Regions from separate parts of the Homo sapiens genome. Here region 1 is linked to region 2. Evidence: chromatin loops called from intact Hi-C (ENCODE). Cell type or tissue: body of pancreas. All regions are shown on one strand. Links, peaks and the distances in the headings refer to the core of each region. The heading gives the core; the rest is flanking DNA.

What was found. Peaks named below come from ENCODE experiments on the same cell type or tissue, not always from the same donor. Only the 100,000 strongest peaks of a DNase experiment are listed, where the experiment ranks them.
Region 1: it touches region 2 in a loop (2.2-fold over the local background); 53 of 110 quality-filtered maps call a loop at or near these places.

The regions. Positions count from the first base shown.
Region 1 is chr20:11,189,702-11,200,318 of GRCh38, forward strand. No RefSeq gene overlaps it. Among named protein-coding and RNA genes, the nearest start is that of LINC02871, 170 kb to the left of the region's middle. In body of pancreas, for the core only: no CTCF peak of the experiment used is centred there; no DNase peak of the experiment used is centred there; H3K27ac peaks cover 1,395 bases.
Region 2 is chr20:10,678,682-10,689,298 of GRCh38, forward strand. No RefSeq gene overlaps it. Among named protein-coding and RNA genes, the nearest start is that of JAG1, 10 kb to the left of the region's middle. In body of pancreas, for the core only: a CTCF peak has its summit at 5,075; no DNase peak of the experiment used is centred there; H3K27ac peaks cover 320 bases.

The DNA.
Region 1 (10,617 bases), core at 3,697-7,696, 510 kb after region 2:
GGTTTTGGAAGCTGTTGGTTGTTGCAGCATAATGTAGTAAATATTGGCTTACACATTTAGCAAGGATTCTGAACACAGTGAGAAAAAAACATTTTCTTAGAAACTTGGTGATAGCCAAGATCTTTCTTAAGCTAGATTTATATTTATCTATTTATTATTTTTGCAAACATACAAAACATTTCTACATTGTGAAACTTCTTCCTTTAAAAATACTACTTATGACACATAGGTTGATACTTCATTTTTAAATATCAAGGTTGTGTTATATTCTCTACCAGGTCCTTATAAATATTTCCAAGTCTTAAAATACCCCACTGAGAAGTTACTTTGGAGCTCTATTTTACAGAGAAGGAAGTTGTGACTCGGAGGTGACATTCTACAAGCCACAAAGACACGGTAAGGATTTCAACCCATGCCACAGCCCCCATCCATGCACATTTTATCACCTCTGTCACTTCATAATCTTTCAAATTAAATGATGTTTTAATTATTCAGCCAACCCCCACCAACTCCTCCAGAGCTCCATTTGAAGGATAAATTAGTCTTTAACAGTTTTTTTCAATGCCAACATTCTGATGGTGTATCACCTTTTCCCTATTTATCTTAGACATGGAACATTTCCATATTCCACTGTAATCATGCAGATTTCAAGGATGTAATTTAGAAAATTAGACAAAAATTTTAGTAGGATGGAGTTTTCTTTAGTTTCCTTTTATTAATGTTTGCATTTCTGTTATTTCTAATAACAAAAGTAATTCACTTTTTTCTTGTAGAAAATTGAAAAATGCATCAAAGCTGTAAAACTAAAGAGTGCCGTGATTGATGCATTTCTCTGAGTATAATTTATATTTCCATAGAAACTTTGCATAAATTCAAAAAACTATCCACAACATTGATCTAAAACTTTTAATCAATAGATTCATTTATTAGCCATTTGTTCAATACTTACTAGATAGCTAGTCAGTGCTAGACTGGGCCTTCGGATACAGTGGATCCAACAGACAATTATCTACACTCAACATCACTTACATTCTACGTGGAAGACAGATAATGAACTGGCTTTAAAAAGGGACAATCAAAACTATTAAATACTGGGGCATATCCCCTAAAGAAATTTATCAGGGTGAAGACAAAGATGACTCTTTTGGATAGAGTGAGTAAGAAAAGTAACAGTTGGGTTGAATTTTAAAGGATAAGAATGAATCAGCCATGCCAGGAACCGGGGAAAGACCTCCCAGTCAGAGAAAAGAGAGAGCAGAAGGCACTGACCCAGGAAAGAGTGACTTCTCCAGCAGGGACAAAAGGAGGCCAGCATTGGGTTGAAGTACAGTGAGTAAGGGTGGGAGCAGTCTTGGGTGGTGGGGAGATGGATATGAAAGTGGAGTTCATCTCAGGTGGATTCTTGTAGGACGTAACTAGGAGTTTGGATTATTTTGGGGGTCAGGGAGAAAGGGAAGCCATCAGAGCGATTACATGACCAAAGCTTTAGCATGTTCACTTCAGATGCTGCATGGCAAAATGCACCGAGAAGGCCAGAGTGGAGACTTCTATTTTATTTACATATTTTGTCTGTATTGATAGCACAGTTTCATCTTGGAAACAATGACAGTAACTTATTTTGCAACAATTTAGCTAATAGAAAAGACAGAAAAGGGCCAGACATGGTGGTCCACTCCTGTAATCCTAGCACTTTGGGAGGCCAAGGTGGGCAGATCACCCGAGGTCGGGAGTTGGAGATCAGCCTGACCAACATGGCAAAACTCCATCTCTACTAAAAATAAAAAAACTAGCCCGGTGTGGTGGCAGGAGCCTGTAATCCCAGCTACTCAGGAGGCTGAGGCAGGAGAAATGAACCTGGGAGGCAGAGGTTGCAGTGAGCCAAGATGGTGCCATTGCACTCCAGCCTGGGTGACAAGAACAAAACTCCTTCACACACACACACACACACACACACACACACACACACACACACACACGACAGAAAAGGGGAAATTGCAACTGGGCATTTATTACAGGATTAGCTACTCTCATCTATTACTTGGATGGAGAGAAATAAATAGATTTCAGGTTTGTTTTGGGAAGAGAATCCATAGAATTCACTGGTAAACTAGATGTGGAGTATAAGAAAAGAGCCCTCAAGCATAGTTAGCAGTTTTCTAACTACATCGACTGTGAAAGACGTGGAAGTATTTTTCTCAGATGGGGAAGATGTGGACAAAAAAAAGCAGTGAGAGAAGAGAATGTTGGACACTGAAGGTTTTTGAGGGACAAATAGAGATATCAGGAATCAATTGTGAGGTCCAAATGTTAGGTATTGGCTAAAGACATAAATTTGAAGAACTGAGCATTTAGACCAGGGGTTAGCAAACCCTTGCATGTGGGCCAAATCTAATCACTGTTTGTTGCCTTATGGCTGTGTGAATGCTTTCCATGTTTAAATGGTTGGAAAAAAATTAAAACAAAAAAATTATGATATATGAAAATTATATGAAACTTAAATTTTAGTGTCCATAAATGAAGCTTTATTGGAACACAGCCAATATATTTGTTGATATATTATCTATGGCTACTTTTATACTACAAAGGCAGAGTAGAGTAACTGTGATAGAGACCATATGCCCTGCAAAGTCAAAAATATTTACTATACAGCTATTTATAGAAAGACTTTGCCTATTATTAATTTAGATGATATTAAACCTAAGGGATTGGACTGTACAAATCCTAGAAAGTTTTGCTTTGTCTTTGCGTCCAGCAAGCCTGATGTCCTGGAAAAATGTGGGAACCTGGAGAGAGGACCATCCATTCACTTGCCTGCTGTGAGTCTCACTTGTGGACTCTCTAAGGAAGGAACAACATCAGAAGAGAATGATAAATGACCAAAGCCAGACAGGGTCCCTGCACTGCAAGCTCCAAATTAACTCTAGAGTGAACAGATCTGCAAAGTTAAAAAAAAAAAAAAGAAAGAAAGAAAACATGGGAAAAGGGCCTTCTGTTTATTTTTTTTCCCCTTATTAATTTACCACAACCACTGTCCCACTGTCAAGTATCCCAGTTTCTGTCTGAGAAGAGCAGCTGGCAGGGACAGTGATCAAAAAGCAGTTGGAAAACCCCAAGAAATTATGGAACCCTCATAAAAGAATCAAAGGACAATGTTTTTCAAACCACTTGAAAAACTAAAGCCTCCATTCTGGTCATACCATTCATTGTGTTTCTCGTGGTGTGTTAACTGCAATGAAGGACATGGGCAGTTGTGGAGATTGGGGTAGAATGTTTTCAGTGAAATACCAGCCTCCTAAGTGACAAGATTCACAGGAGCCTGTGCTTTAGCATGAAAATAATGTCCTCAATGTATCTTAACTGAGAACCAGACAAGTAATTTTTTAGTAGAACTTCAAACAATTGTTTACAGTAGAGTATAAAACATACTGCATATTAATTATATTCACACTCCTACTTGAGCTACACCAGTTGTCAGCGTTGACTATATATTTTCTACATATTTTATAATTAATAATAATAATTCTTTTTGGGAAGGTTTAGCCAATAGAAGGGAGATGGGGTGGTGGTTAAGTACCTCAGGATTGCAACTTGAGAGTGAATGGCAAGGAAACCACTTAATCTTTAAAACACACACACACACACACACACACTGTATTTCAAAATCTTCACTAGGTATTTGAGGTGGTTTTTTACTAGTGTTTTGAAATAGTGACTGTGACTCAAGAAAGGCTAGAAGATGCCACATCCATTCATATTTTTCTGCTAGGATTCTTATGGCTTCTAGTTGTGGTGAACCAACCTCATTCTACCAGTCATACAAGCTTACTATGACTTGTCAGCTTTTCCATTCCCTGGTCACTTAAGTTAAGTGTATCCATTTATTTACTTCTCTCCAATATTGCCAAAATCTACAGTGAGGAAAAACATTATCTGAGCCATTATATGTTGAACCATTATTAGGAAATATTTGGCATTTATGTATAAATAGTTTCAGTTGTAGAACAAAAAGCCTCTATTAAAATTTCTGGAACTTCTTTTTCAGAAAATTTTATCATTTAAATAGGCTCATAAAATTATTTTGTCATGACATATATCACAATGTAATATAATCTATTTGTATCTGTGTGCATGTACATACACACACCATATATCAGACATTGTTTTATAAATTTATTATAGCAGGTGGCTATTCAATAAATTTTGGAAGAAAGAAATACAGACCTATCCATACATCTGGAGTAGCTTTGACCTTGACCAACTTAACTTCTACTCTCCATGATCATGTAGTGTTCTATTTAGAGGATCCCAGTGTTGTTATTAGAGCACCTTGCATATACCAAGTGCTCAATAAATGATGGCTGAATGCAGAATAAAATCATTACTGACACTTTCTTTTTTAATCCCCAAGGGCATGGCACAAGTTTCAATAAATACCAGGTGATTTCTACTGAAAATAATTTTACTGTATAATTTACAAAGTGCTTAAGTATCCACTACCTCATTTAGTCCTTACTACAGTTCTACAAGCTAAGTAGTTTTATCCACATTTTAAGGTGAGAAAATTACGCCCAGAGAAGTTAGATGACTTGCTCAGGGTCATCAACAAATAAGACATCATGAAGGGAATGAATTCAAATTTGGTGCCTTTGCATCATCCACTTTTTGTGTAGAGTTGACTGGTCAAAAGTCTGTCTCTCATTTACAAGTCAAGGTGCCAGGCATACAGTCTTGAATGTTGAGCCTCAGGCCTCCAATGAGCAATTTGTATTATAACCAAATAGAGTTGTTTGGCCATTTTAGGTCAGCATTTATGGTATTTACACCTATGAACCTACCCCCTTTTCTCTTTACAAACTTATAGGTTGACAATTTTTTTGTGTGAAAATTCACTGAAATGAGATTATCTCATTTTTGCCTCTTGATTTTTGGTGTGCTTTCTTGTTCTTGTTTAAAACATTTGGTTTTGTTTTGATATTAAGCTTCAGTGTCAGTCCTGTGAAGACGTAAGATAGAAGCTATACATGTACAACAATATAATCCATACTTCCAAAGCTACAATAAGCAGTAACACTTTTGGAGCGAAAAATCTTGGTAAAGCAAACAACACATGTTTTGGGGTTTGAGATCTAGGTTTGAGGCCTAGCCACAGCACTCTCATGTTCTTTTTGACCCAAGCCAAATCACTCAGCCTGCTGAGATCTCAGTTGTTTTTTTTCATCCTGGACAATGGGCATGATGCTGACTGTCCCTCTGGGTGGTTCTGAGGATCTTGGGAGGATGGATATAAGTGCAACTTAAACTCTGGAGCCCTTTACAACTGCAAGGCAGCATTATTCACTCAAACATAAAAATAGGTCATTAAGCATCATCAAAGGGAAAAGTAAATGTTCAGGGATCATCTCTGCTGCACTGTTGCTGGGGAAAGAGGCTCTTTGTCCCTTTAAGAGCTTTCAGACACATCTCTAGTCACATCCTAAAAGCCTTCCTAGTTGTGTAGCTTAGGTGCATCCGGTAGCACAGCCGTGTTCTGATCTTCCTGGCAGATGTCATAATTTACTGTCACCCCCATGCAGGAATGCAGGGCGAGGGGCCCCCATGCCGGCTCTGTGATCCATTGCCTGACAAGTCCTGAGTGTCAACCTCAGGCAGGCCCAGCGGAGGTGGAACACCATTTACCTGATAGTGCCTGTGATAAAGTGGGCAATTAGACGCACTTGGAAAAGCCTGGCTGGAAACTGGCTGGCATTTACACAACATTACAGCCAAGTCAGGCTTCATAAAAGTTAATGGAGAAAAATGAAGTCCTTCAAGATCTACCTTGCTCTCTGAGGAAGTCAGGAACACAGGACTCTGTAGCTTTATTTCTTTTTGTGTCTCTCCCACCTTTTCACTCTATTTCCCCCAGACAGGGTAATATATTCTCATTGGAGATGGGAGTAAAGGAAAGCGAATTGAGAGTTGAGGTCTTAAGTGTTTGATCTCAGAGGCATGTTATTTCTTTAGTCTTCAATCCTCTCTCTTCCCCTCCTCTCTGTCTCTCTCTCACACACACACATGCACACACACACACACACTCTATACTTCTATAGAGTATACACACTCTATATTTCTCTGTCTTTCTGTCTCTGTCTCTCTCTCACACACATGTGCGAGCACACACACACACAATCACAGTGCTAGGATTTAACTTGGCACCTTGGCTTACAATTTGCCTCTCACTGGAGTTTCTGGAGTTTGGTGCCAGTTCAAGAGCATGATCTGTTTGACATGAATTCTACAGCCCTCTCTTCATTTCCTCCTAACTGGATAGCTTCAGTTTGCCGATGATTAATGAGTCTGGAAGGTGAGCGACAGTTATCTTAAGGGCTCTCAAAAGTTTATTTCAGAGACTAGCCAAACTCTCCTGCTACATTAACTGCAGCGAAGTTTCCTGTTTAACAGCCCATGGAAAATAACTGCCTGACCCCCGCCCCCCCCCCAAACCAAGCTGCCATGAGCGCAGCTCTGTTTATTGGCCAACAGTGTGCATGTTCTCTCTATCGCTTCCTTTCAGGCAGACGAACATTTTACCTATGAGAAGTAGGAAGTCCATTGTGAGGCTGGTCCAATACTGGACCTCATTTGGATGTGGAGGATTTCTGAAATTGGAAAGTCAGGACTGATCTGGAAAATGTGCTTACAGATAGTGGAACAGGAAAATGATTCGCTCCCCAAGGCCAGTTCCTCCTCCTCTGCTGGGTGGAAAAGGTGGGAGGAAGGGACAGGGTGTTCTGCCTGTGATTGGAATTCCCCTGTAGAGTCATAGAGGATGAGCAAGCCTTTGGTTTTCCTTTTTCATATTTTATTTTGCACCTACAATAATAAGCATGCAGAGAGGAGACAGAGAGGCCTAAATGAGTTTTTTTCCTTTCTAAATAATGACCAGCTCTGTATCAATCTGAAGGCTACTGAGGGATGCTGGTGGCTGGATGGCGGGGCCTATTTAGGGTTTTGGCCTGATTAAAAGGTAGTCCCAGGGACATGCAGGCCTACCAGGTGCACACTGGTGCCAGCCACTTCAGTGGGGTGGGGGAAATTACTGGGCCTGCTGTCTCAAGTTTGAGAGGACATCTGAGATTCGGGTCCGATAGGGTCACAATGTCTTCAACACGAATAAATAGGCAGTTGTAGGTTGGGGAAGGGAAAGCTAAAGTGGAAAATAAATAACTTAAGACACCAGACAAGTTCTGGAGACTGAGGTAGAGAGATGATGGAGTGCTCTTCACCCATGTACACTTCAGCCTCTCATGTCATCGTGGTGATGCTGCCAAAATAGACCCAAGTTACATTTTCCTTATGATCTCATTTTACTGGGCTTGAAGCCTACCTCACTCAACATCTTTGGAGGGTACATTGAAACGAGCTGTTTGTAAGACAGTATTAAAGGAAGTGGCGTTATATGTGTGTGTATTTGTGTCATATACATATATGAAACAAAGATATTTGAATATATACATGTAGATAGTTTCCCAAAAACCCATCTCCCTTGGGGAATAGTCTCACCTTCAGGGAGAGGTGCTAGAGAGGGTCAGAGATTCTCCTGCTCTATGCCATAAGACCAAAGATAGATTGTAATTATGATCCCAATTCTTTGCCTCTCCTCTATCCGTGCTATTTGAAGCCCCTCCCATCAAGAGGTGAGGTCTGGGTCTATTTCTCTACTCTTTGATTATTGATTGGCCTTGTGACACAGCTGGGCCTATAGTGGAGGTTACACTGTGCCAGTTTTGTCTAAGCCCCGAGATGTCTTGTGTGTTTCCTCTTGCCCACTCAATCCCTGTAAGTTGCAGCCATGACACTATGCCCTGAATAGCCTTCTGTAGGATGAGACATGAGGGACAGAGCCATGTCATCCCAGTGGTTTTAGCGAAGGCTGTCCTAAATCAGCCAAAGGCTAACTGACCTCTGAAATATGAATGGGCCCAGCAGAGCCCAGGCCAAATCACCAAACTACAGACACAAAAACTCAATAAATCTTATTGCTTTGAGCCAGAGTTTGGGGCTGGTTTGTTATGTGTGTTATTTATTATCACAGCAATAAATAACAGATGCAGTTGCCTCTGCTTACTGTTCCAAGTCTTACTTTTTTTTTTTTTTTGGTCACTCATTTACATCTTTTTACATCTTTGCTAGTGAGCCAGTCTGATAGTGGCCTTTATCTTACATGATTTTTCAGTCCTTCATTTGGCTTTACCTTCATTCTCTTTCTTTCCTCACTCCCACTCACTTTGCATAAGAACCCATTTTGTTTTTCTATGGCACTCTTAAGTTAATACCAGACAGCCCTGACATTAGTAGGGAATTTTTCTCAGTTCCTCTCAAGCAACTTCTACATTTTGTGTTATTTTGACATTTGGGAGAAAGAAACAAACAATAAACAACTCTGTAATGCATTGGGTAATACATAGTGCTGTGGAGAAAAATTAAGCAGCATATGCCAAATATTGAGAGTTGAGGGGAAGGGTGCTGAGTGGGGAAAGGGGTGCTTCTTTTTCATAAAGGGTCCCTAGGCAAGGCCTCTCTGAGAAGGAGGCATGTGAACAAATACTAGGTGACTTGATCCTTTTCTAGACTATATTGGAGTGGGATGAAGGGTATGTAGGTCACTCCCCTGGTTACCTATTTCAAGGACTGATATGGAGACATAAAGAATCACCATAACTTGCCCAATAAAGTGCCACTCATCCATGGTCACTGTGGGAAGGAGGCAGCATTTCAGGGCTTGCAATTCTTTACATGCTTAATCCTTCTAGTATCAGAACTTTAACAAGCACCTGCTGGACCTGAAGTCTAAAGAGCTAGATTTTTACATCTATGCTGCCACAAGAAAATCATGTAAACTTGACAAAGTCATTATTTTCTCTGGGTTGATTTTTCTCATATGGCAAGTGAAGGGTTGAATTAGATGCATTTTAAAGAAACTACCAAGTCTGTCATTCTGTGGTTTTATGAGATTATGTAGCTGGTGCTACATTGAGTTTTTCAGGAGAAAGAAAAGAAGAAATAATTGTAATAACAATATTGCCCTCCTCACCGACCCGTATAATCTTCTCTAATTCTTCACAAAGATGAGAGAGACAGAAAGAATAATACAAGGGGGTAGAAAATAATGCATGCTTTAGGAATCCAAGCAATACTTTTTCTCTTCCTCATTGAGTCTTTGTACCTTCTGTCCCAAATCCAGAAAGAGCTAGTCTGCTTTCTCATGAACCATCCTAAATCTATAGGGCATTACTCCTTTAGGCATCTGCCAGATTCTAATTCTGAAGGATGATGTAGGATTTGGGTGTTAAAGTTGCTACTGTGTCCCCAGTTCAGGGCTCTGAACTGTCTCCTGGTGATGGGGCACACTGCTGCTGACAATTTTGGGTGAGAGGTTACCCATAGTGAGCCTCCACTCATTTTCTACTCAACAAGGACCTCCCTGGAATTCATCTGTGGTCAAAAAGAATCGTGGCAAACTTTGGCTATTGTACATGCAACAGAATGGCACTTCGATGTTTGTGGAGCATGGCAAGACTGCAATCCTATAACCTTACTGGCCTGGTAGAACTATTGTCATCGATGATGATCATGCAACTAACAAGAACTGTCCAATAAAGAACTGTCCATGTGGATCAATAAAGGATCCACATGACATGTGAATAGAGGGAGGACTGGCTGGCAAGGAGGAATGAGGCCAGAAATGGAAAAGAATACATAAGCCAGAAAAAAAAAAAAGCCAGCTTCTAGAGGAAGCATTGATAGCCAAAGCCTGCCTGCTTGGGCCTGGCTCAGCACACTCCCTCCATTCTTGATGCAGGTGTTATCAAGATTAGAGCATGCTGAACTGCTGGAACTGCACAGAAAATGTCATTCAGGAGACATTGAGGGAGAGAAAGTGGGGCTGCAGCAGTCAGGAAGGGGCATAGGGCCTTCCTGCGTAGTCATTTTCACAGCACAGTAAGAATAATAGAATGAGAAAATATGATTTTACAAGAAAAAATGGTTAAAGAAAAAGAGACAAAACATCACCATCATGCACACTCACAAACACAGACACACACACACAAACATGCACAAAACAGGGTATTGACTACAAGGAATGAATGTTTCCATTCTATTGCCAAAAAGGCCTGATTCTCTTTAACTGCTGTTTACCATTTTTCATTGTTTTATTACTATTATTATTTTGAAAATACTAGTTAAGCAATTACCTCAACCACTTTTGAAACTGTAGTATAGTGAAGTGGTTAAAAATGAGAATTCTGGAGCCGAACATCCTGAAACCAAACCCCAGTTTGTACCACTTTCTGTTTTGGGTCTGGATACATTAGCTCCATATTCCTTAATTTTCTCATTTATAAAATGAAAGTTATAACAACTTACATGTCATAGAGTTTTTATGAAGATTAGATAAAATTATATGTGTGAAGCACATGGAAAATCAATGCCTTGATCATTTGTTATGAATATTTTCAACTCAGATACAATGCAGCCGTTTACAGAGGTCTAATAATGAATAAATATAGTGGTTGGAGGTTATGAGAGATTTAAAATGTACACATAAAGCCATTCCTCATTTACAAAATAGTTTAA
Region 2 (10,617 bases), core at 3,369-7,368:
ACGGATATGTTATCTTTCTGCCCCTTTCCAGCAGAGCCCAGTGAAGCTCACATGTCCCGCCAGGTTACTGCCTCCCATGAACCTGTCCAGCCAGCTCCCTAAGGAAGCACAACATCATTCTCCCACATCACAAGATATTCTACATGGAAAAAAACCCACCACCAACCTATAGATAACAGACACTGAAAATCAGGGTATAGTTGTAGCAACCACAACCAGGCCACAAGTTTGCTCATTCAAGCATAAGTTGAGTAGATCCAGCTATTTTTTTCCCAAAGATTCATCATATGTACACAAGAGATCTGGATTAATTTTTTGAAACCAGAACTGTGAATTTTTTTGTATTATCAACAGTGATTTTGTATGAGCGCATGTTAAACATTGTCTTGGTTTTATCTTGAGCCCAGGTAGTTATGATTTTGTCCTCCCTGCCCCAATCCTGTTTCATAGTCATTATGTGGAAAACCATCAGGATGAATAGAATTATGTGTCCACATACCCTTTACCAAACCAATCACAGAAAGTCGCCAAAAAACTTACATGCAAAATCTCAGAACTACGAGACTAATATTTACATTTTACTCCTTAGTTAAAATCAAATGTTCTTTGTGAAGCTAGAGTGTGGGAGAAGTCCTACGTACAAAATGTACTTTTTTCTTAGAGTTCAGTCTTTTCAGGGAAAAAAAAAATTCTGCGTGTAAGTTGCTGTTAAATTGGCATTCTCAAAACAACTGTAAATGATTCACATATCCTCCTTTTTTTTGGCACTGATACAGTGAGTCGTCTGTTCTTGTGAATGGCACTTGAATGACTTAACCTATAGATATTCTGGGATGGAATTTTTTTTTAACCAAATTGGTCCATTTGTACAGTCGACTGATTTAAATGCAACTAACAATTTTCTATAATTGTGAAGTATGACTGATCTCTTACAAGCCTTTTCATCTCCTGAAAGGTTCTGGAAATTACACTTCCAGAAGCAGGTAGTATTTGGAAACTACCACAATACAGTTTTCTCTGTGAGTACCTTTCATCTCACTTGCACTCAGCTTTTCCAAACAGATGCCTCCAGATCTCAAATAAATAAATAAATAAGGTAAAGTAGTTGCTGGAACTTGAGGAAGGAGAGCTAAATGTATTTAGTTATCTGAGAAAATTTCAAATTTTCACATACATAAATGTGAGAGTCAAAGAAAGGTGATTGCACCTGCCAATGGCATGAAAATAACAGAGCTTTGAATTACATATTTCATGTTCAGGTTAATGGTCCCAAATAAATTACAAGACTGTGTCTGTGTTTGACACTTTTGTTCTCAAGCCAGTGGTTTCTGTACTGATGGCTTCCTCTAAATTAGAAGTTATTAAGAACATCAAAAGTGGATCATTGCAATGCTTAGGTTTGATTTCCCATTGGGAAGATAAATAGTTGTTTTTATTATTGCTTTATGCTAACAGCACTTAAGGATGACTAAATAAAGAAATACTAGCTTCAGCACAGAAATATTGGTACAAGTAACAACTATACACTTCTAGATCCTTAGATATTAGTCATAACATAGGTTTACTGATACATAGATTTTCATAAGCATCATTCAGAAATCATTTCAGAGCAATATCAGAAGTTCTTTTTGCTTTTGGAAATAAGGCTAAGACATAGAAAACTTAGAAAGACTATAAAGAAGAAAGTTTAATTTCCAAAAGATGGTTATTTCCTCCACTGAAGTGATAATATTTCTTAAAAGCCAGATAAAAACTAGAGAAGTCAATTATTCTATTTCAGGATAGTTTGGCAGAAATTCATGTGAAGAGAAGTTGGGGTCGCGGGGGTGGGTTTCAACAGACCACACAGGTAGTGTAATGCAGATACTAGGAAGGGCAGGGCTCACAGTCTGAGGAATGTAGGCGTTGGCAGTCAAGGAAAAATCATAGCCCCAGCATATTCCGCATTGGCCTTAACACATCTAGAGGGGTCTATCCAGCTCTGGGCTGGAGATTTTTTGGAATTGTGGTAAAATATACATAAAAATCACCATGTGAACCAATTTTTAATTCTGTTGTATTCAGTAAATTCACATTGTTGTGCAACAATTTACAGAACGTTTTCATCTTGCAAAACTGAAACTCTATACCTATTAAATAACAACACCCATTTACCTTCCTCACCCACCCCCAGGCCCTGGCAATCGCCATTCTACTTTCTTTCTCTATGAATTTGACTACCCTAGGTACCTCTTAAGTGGAATCATATGGTATTTGTCCATTTATGCCTGGCTTATTTCACTTAGCACAATGTCATCAAGGTTCATCCATGTTGTAGCATATGTCAGAATTCCTTGTCGAGGCTGAATAACATTCCAGTGTATTTTTAGACCACATTTTGCTTATTCATTCAACCATTGATGGACACCAGAGTTGCTTCTACCTTTTGGCTATTGTGAATAATGCTGTTCTGACCATGGGTATGGGTGTATAAGTATCTATTCAAGACCCTGCTTTCAATTTTGGGGGGTATCTACTAGGCACCATTTTTTTTTTTTTTTTTGAGATGGAGTCTCATTCTGTCACCCAGGCTGGAGTGCAGTGGCACGATTTCAGCTCACTGCAACCTCTGCCTCTCTGGGTTCAGCAATTCTCCTGCCTCAGCCTCCCAAGTGGCTGGGATTACAGGCACATGTCACCACGTCCGGCTAATTTTTGTATTTTCAGTAGAAACAGGGTTTCACCATATTGGCCAGGCTGGTCTCGAACTCCTGGCCTTGTGATTCGCCTGCCTCGGCCTTCCAAAGTGCTGGGATTACAGGCATGAGCCACTGCGCCCGGCCTAGGCACCGTTTTTTAAGAGAATATTGACCAACTGTGCCACTCCCAGAAAAGAGTGATAAAATGTCTAAAAATATAGACCTTTAAGCAGAGCAAATGAAGGATTGAGAGGGTGTAACCAGAGAAGAGGAGAAAGGAAGCATAGCAGCTCTCTGCAGTGTGGGGAAGGCTGACTTGAGAGCGGACTTGAAATGCTGCAGATGACAGAATAGGCTTAATGGGTGAGGTTACAAGGAAATTGATTTTGACTCAGCAACAAACTTTGTTTTCATAAGAGCCATTCCTTAATGGAAGAGGCTCCCTTGGAGATAGTAAGTCCCTGCCATCTATGGATATCAAACAGGCTGACAGGCTGCTGTGGACCATTGTCAGTGGCAGGAGAGAGGGAGGTTCCCTGTCCTGGATGGGAGGTTGAACTGAGTGATTTCCTAGGAATCTACTCTTTATGAGGCCACAGCAAAATAAATGGATAGGGTGGAAACTCAGGTCTATAAACATAAAAAGCATCTAGGAGCCAGCTTTTAAACAAAATGTGAAGTTGATACCACTGATTGAGGATGATCACAACCTGGAGTACAGAAGTGACCATTTTGCACAGATTTATCTGCTTTTTGAACTCACTCTTCTAGGATCTATCGCACACATATTGCCTGCAACAAGTGAGTCAATTCTAAATGTCACAGCACTGGTCATCATAGCCTCGGTCTTATTATTATACCTTTGCTATTATGAATGCACTCTGAGGACCAGCAGCATTGGCATCACCTGGGAGCTTGATAGAAATTCAGGATATCGGACCCCTGTCCCACACCTTTTGACTCAGTATCTACAATTTCACAAGATCCTCAGGTGATTTGTGTGCACATTAAGGTCTAAGAGGCCTTAATCTAACCCACAACAACAGAAATATTCCAGAGTTAGTAGAAGTTATCAAATGATCTTTCCACTAAATGATTGCAATACTCTATCATTGGGTAAAAGTATTGGCTAATCAAATCCATCTTTGATTGTCCCATTATGAGCTCAGCGTCGTAATGGAAATTACAGTTATTTATTTAAGTATATATAGACCAGATAGTTTTTTAATAATTTTCAGCAAATTTCAGGTAAAATATATAAGCCAATAGAAAAATATAAATGAATAAATATCAGGACCAAGGAAAATGGAGCTGAAGATAGAAGATCAAGATCAGTGACAGGCAGGTCAAGGATGGCTACTTCAGTTGAGAATTGGATGCTGAGCTCCTTGACAGCCAAAGTAACCAAGGAAACACAGTCAGCTACAAGATTAACAGTCTCCATGCAGAATCAACAAGCTAGTCCTTCAGATGAAGCAAAGCTTTTTCTGGCATTTTGTTATGAAAGATATACACATATGTGTGAGCATATAATTATAAATATTTTGGGTGACCTTGCGTCTTACATTATGGAATGCAGAGGAAATGCAACTGCTTCTTAGAACGGTGCACCCTGAACTGAGGGCATGGCAACAAAGCACAGCTCAGAGGAAGCAGTCTGGAGGTGAAGTGGGGGTGGATTGAAGACTCTATCATTGCCATGGAGCAAGCTGGACTAACGAGCCAGAGGATGAAAGGTTATGGGGAAGAGAAGTAAGTAGTCCCAGATGAGATCATCTTTGACCAGTCAGCCTCCATCTGACCTACCAGCTGACTGCAGACACATGAGCAAGCCCAGCTAAGATCAGCTTACCGGCCCAGATCAGCAGAACTTTCCAGTCAACTCATAGACTTGTGAGAAATAACAACTGACTCCTTTAATTCAAGTTTGGAGCTGGTTTGTTATGAAGCACTATTGTGGCATTAGATAACTACTACAGCCTTCATGGGTGAAAATTTTAAAGAAAACAGAACCACAAATGTCAGCTTGCAAGTATTCAATGAATGATAATCACTACTAGTAAACTTCTGTGAGCCAAACGTAGCAGAGACTGGCCAACCTTAACTCAATAACCTCCACTTGAGAAAGCAAGCTGAAATGTGAGTTAAAGTGGCCTTATTGCAGGAATAATCTTGAGTCTGCTCCAACTTATCTTAAAAAATAAGTTATTAGTAGGCTCCCCTGAAACAATCCTGATAAAGACTCTTATAACCAACTTCTACTTAACCTAATCATTGGATTAACCAATGTTCAGCATTCCTTCTTTAATAAATACTGACTGTTCCCCACAGTGTGGAGAACGCTTGCAGTAAATAGACTGAGTTCTCATGTTCCTATGCAGTCTGTTTCAAAGAGGGAATCAGCTGTTATACTTCCCAGTAGTCAATTGGGAGGGTTCCCGAATCTGTATATGCCAATTGTACTTATTATATCATTCAACTCAATATTACATAAACTGATGAATATGAGTTCTTAAAAAAGATAGTGCTTCTATGCAACCCAAGTTAAATGTAACTTGATGAAAATAAATGTGAGTAGCTAAAAATGAATTTTTATTCAATGAATGTCACCAAGACAATTTTAAAATAATATTTAACTATTCTGAATAATCTAGAAGAATTCTGCGTTTAAATTGTTTTCCAAATGTCTTTTAGCTTTCCTATTTGACTAACAATAATAAATTAGCTTGTTATAGATGTGATAAGCTGCAATACTAACAACTTAAAAAGTTTTTGTCTTATATCAAAAGATAGGCAAATACATATTCATTTATACATTTGATATTAAAGTAAAACGTTTGTGTCTCATGTTTTATGATTCCATCTTTAACCAACATTTTTGATTAACCAACCAATTACTAGTGATGGTTGCATCACTTAAGAAGGTTTTATTCTGTTAGTAGAGCCTGGACCAATGCCTGACACATAACAGGAGCATTATTACTAACTGCTGAATGAATTTGTTGGATGAATTAGCGGCAAATTGCTGGCAATGCCCATTACAACCAAACCAGACATGTTTTCACACACCAATGTGTTTTAATACTGAGTTAAAAAAAATACCTGACTTTTTACTTTAACCATACTTTCTTTAACCTTACTTGTAGAAGATGGAGGAACAGCTTAGCTTTCCAATATTTCTCTAAATATTGCTTGTTTATACCAGGTCTCTAACAAAGGCTGATAACGTAGGTTTTTGGTGTTGTTGACAGTGTCCCACTAGCATGTATCAGAATCACCTGGAGGCCTTGTTCAACTGTAAATTGCTAGGCTCTATCATGGAGTTTCCATTTAGTAAGTCTGAGGTGGGACTCTAGAGTTTACATTTCTGACAAGTTGCCAGGTGATGGTATTCCAAGGAACAAACTTTGAGAGTCACTGACCTGGTATACCTCCAGAATAGTACAGTTATCAAGGTCATCTTACTCTTCCTCTAACCATTTACCCCAGTCCATTTAATTCCTTCAAATGTCTCAACTGATACTGGATTTGACTTCAATGTTCTGGCAATAAGTATTGAATTGGCTGGGTAAATTGATGGGATGAATATTGAATTGACTGGGTAAGTTAATTGGCTGGGATGAGGCAACAGATATATAAACCTAGGTTATGGGCCAGGTACAGTGTTGTTTTATTACATTTTATAATTTAACCCCCACAGCAACACTATAAAGTTGATATTAATATCTCCATTTTATAGATGAGAAAAACTGAGGGTCAGAAAGGTGATGCACTTCTATAACTAGCATCACTTTTTCACTTAGTATGGTCTAGATGGAGGACACACAGCTAGTAATCAGTGGAGTAAGAGTCAGGGTCAACTGAGACCAAAGGCCCTGTTCTTTCCACAACATCTAGCGGGAATATAAATTATCAGGTCGCTAAGATGAACACTTAAATCTAAAACAGGACTTCTTGGACTTTAATGTGCATATGAGTCTCCTGGACATTTTGTTAAAAATGCAGATTCCTATTCTACAGCTCTAGGACAGGCCTGAGATTTTGCATTTTTCACAAGTTCCTAGGTGATGGTGATGCTTAGAAAAGCAGTGCTCTCAACCCCATTTGCTTGGGTGCAGAGCCTGGGATGTCCCTTAGCAGGAAGTGGAGGTCCTGAATGGCCCTTCAGTCATGTTATAATATGTACACTTTGCCTTTCATTTTTCTCAGTGAAGAATTAGAAGAGGGAACCAAAGGGAAATTTATATTAAATGAATAAGCCCAAGAAAGAATGCCAAGGCCATATATTCTTCTTGAGAAAAAGGAGGATGAGCTAAGGAAAAAGGAATTGGGACTGCCTGGGAACCAACTAGGGAATATGGTCACCTGTTCACCAACTGCAGCAGCATGTGATGGGAATCTAGAACAATCCATTCTGCCCTCTCAGTTACCATCTACTGGAAAAGGGAGTGTGGAATTATAGTGAAAGCAGCTAGGAGGGCCAGGAACTTTAAAATCCCTCTTCATACCTTTCATGGCATACCTGTTGCTGTTTTATTTTCCATATTTGCATATGATAAAATTCACTCTTTTTGGTATATGGCTTTATGAATTTTGACAAACACATGCAGTCATGTAATCACCCCCATGATCAAGACACGGAACATCTCCATCACTCCCCCAGTCCGATCATGTTGCCCTTTGGTCCTCATTCCCTCCTCCTGTGCGTATAGTTTTGCCTTTTCTGGAATGTTCCATGGATGGCACCAAACAGTATGCAGCCTTTCGAGTGTGACTTCTTTCACTTAGCATTGTGTATTTGTGATTCATTCACGTTGTAGTGTGTCTTCCAGGTTGGATCCTTTTTTATTGCTGAGTGATAGTCCATACAGGGATGTTTGTTTATCCATCCCCAGTTGAGAGATCTTTGGGTTGTTTCATATCTCATTGGCTATGAATAGAGCTGCTATACATTTGAGTACAGGTTTTTGTGTAAACACACCTTTTAATTTTTCTTAGGTAAATATCCAGGATTGGGATTGCTGTGTCATATGGGAAGTGTACATTTCACTTTTTGGGAAACTTGAAACTTGCTAAACTGTTTTCCAGAGTGGCTGCAGCATTTTGCACTCTCCCCAGCAACGCATGAATGGTCTTTCTGAGACGCACGACCCACACGCTCCTCCCAGTACCCAGACACACATGGGTGGACACCCTTCACTGCAGGGATTTCAGTGAGGTCGCTGTCAGAGCAGGAGCCACCTGGGAGAAGACTGAGGTCAGAGGTTTTGGGAAAGCCAGCGAGCCTGGGCCTACCTCCCCCAGTCCTTCCCAGCCTTCAGGCCCATCTGTTAGGGCCCTTGCGCCTCCTCCTTGAAGAAGCCTTTGAGCCCACCTCTCTCCCCAGCAAGTGTGCAAGCCCCAAAACACCACCCTCCTGGTTTAGGCTTTGTTGTCAGATAATGTGACTTTGAAAAGAAGCCCCTCCTCTCCCACCAAAAGGAGGATAAGAAAGGCGCTCAGATCAATCCTCAGCAGATACATGGAGTCGCAAAGCTCCAGAAAATCCTTTATTCTCTTTTCTGAGCAGCTGCTGCGGCAGCACCCCGCCCCCAGCTCTGCCCCCAGTGGAAACCTGAAAGCTATTCATATCATTTAATCCTGTTGAAAATCCTCTTCGCTCTCTCTCGCTGAGGTGTGGTCGGCTGAGGTAAACCTGGGCTTAATTCATGTGTTGGAAAGCAGATGAAAGGTGTCACATGATTTGACATTCTATTTAGGAAACTGACTCTTCCCTAATCTAGAAGCTTCCACTCATAACCCCTGTTTGAAAGTGGTCAGAATAAAATCTTCAAGGTAAAGTCACAATTGGGTTTTCTTTGAAGGTGCATTCACTTCAGAAAACGGAGCAAAAGAGCAGAGGTAAAGTAGAGATGGTTCAAGGGGTTTGGAGTGGATTTTTACCTATGTATCACTCAGCTTAAACATCTACCAGATTGTTTACATTTTATCCTACACATGGCAAAAGAAAACTCTACAACCATTTTACCCTGTTGCCAATCATGGCCACATATTTTAGTTCTCTCTCTTGCCACCAAGAAGTATGAGATCTTATAGCTAAGTTCTTTCATTTTAAGAAATTTGGACATAAGATACTGTAAAGCTATATCCAGAATGAGTGTTCAGTCTACTCTCTTTTATTGCAGAGCTCATTGATATGCATCACTGGAAACATGCTCTCTGACCTTCTCAGGTGTTTTTAGGCTGGGAGAAGACTCCCCGTAAGAGTTTCATAGCTCCACCAGTTACAGAGAAAGCAAAAGAGCATGGGCAATTTCATCCATATTCAGAGAATAAATTTCTTCTGGCTTGTTTCGGGACCCAAACAGTATTTGGAGAATAAATGATCCCAGATGGCTAATTAAGGGCGACTTCCTTATACAAAAAATTATTTTAAGAACCCCCATGAAAATCTCAATTCCCTGGCAGGCAATATTTATTAAACTTCTCCTAAACATAGGCTGGTCCATGAGGCATACTGGAGAAACACAAATGTAAAGTCTATCCCAAAGGGCTTTGTAATCACAGAGTACATGAAAAAATATCAGAGCAGTAGCAGGGATATTAAACCCGTAGTCAACATGCACAACCTTAGCTGTACATTGGAATCACCTAGGGAACTTTAAAAATTATTGATGCCTGGGCCCCACCCCCCAGAGATCCTGATTTAATTGGTCTAGGTTACAGCCCGGGCACTGAGACTGTTTAAATCTTCCAATGTGTAGCTAAGGTTAAAGCCTGCCGTTCTAGCTAAACAAACCATGCACTAAGCATGTGACTGAATTAATGACTTTACCAGAGCCTTCTCTTTCGCAGAGGGCCCATCCAATGTGTGTCTCACGGTGAAATGGTCCAGGAAAGTTAGGTGAGAGGAAGCTGTAGGACACATAAGACTGGGATCTGGAGTTGTGTGAGAGAGAAACTGAGAAAATGCCACACTGACGCTTGTCAAGTAGGAAATACGGTTGAGTAATGGAGGGACCAGAAAGAGCAGGAGAGTCCTTAGAAAAATGCGTTTCTTGTAGATAGTGCTTTACAGGTTAAAATCACTTTCACATTATTTCCTCATAAATATGGAGGTAAGAAAGCATAAAGAATAAAAGTCAGATAGACTTGGGTTAAAGTTCCAGCTCTGCTACTGCTGAGCTCTGGAATCTTGGGCAAGTTACTTAAATTGCCTCAGTTAAGTAACTAAGCCTCAGTTTCCTCATCCATAGAGTGGAAATAATAATAGTGCCTTTCTTATAAGGTGGCTGGGAAACTTAAATAATGTATGTAGAATGCTTAGTTCAATGCCTGGCACATGGTGAGCTCACCACATGTCTGAGTTGCCACTGCCATTATCTTCAGCATAGTCATCATTGTTTTGGTGTAGAATGGAGACCTATGGTCAGCCTCAACCAAGGGGTATAGGGAAATGAGAAGTGAGTGAAGTTTGTTCTGAATGAACAGAGTAGGAACTAAAAATCATAAAAATACTTCACAAACTAAGGCCAAAGGAGCCGTTACATTATGGTTGGAACATTTGATCTCTCAAAGGCTTCATTTATCTGTGACAAAGTTTGTGCTTGCATGGCATTTTCAGAGGAAGGGAGGTAGAACTTAACCAGGGAGTGAAGCAGCAGGTTATATATAATAGTTGCTCAGTTAAAAACTTGATGAGTTGAAGTGAACACCTCTTGAGTAGCTGTAACACTAAGTCTTAGATGAAGCTTGGCTCTGCATGAGAGAATAGTGTGGGTGGGCAGCCAGGCCACACTCAGTGACAGAGAGCTGAGTCCTGGGCTTGAGTGGATGCACCTGGGAAAGAGGACGGAGATGAGTGAGGAGAAAGAGAGCACTGGTGTATGTTTGAGAGGTTGCTAGTAGGTCATAAGCCATAGAGTTGAAGGGGCTGCTG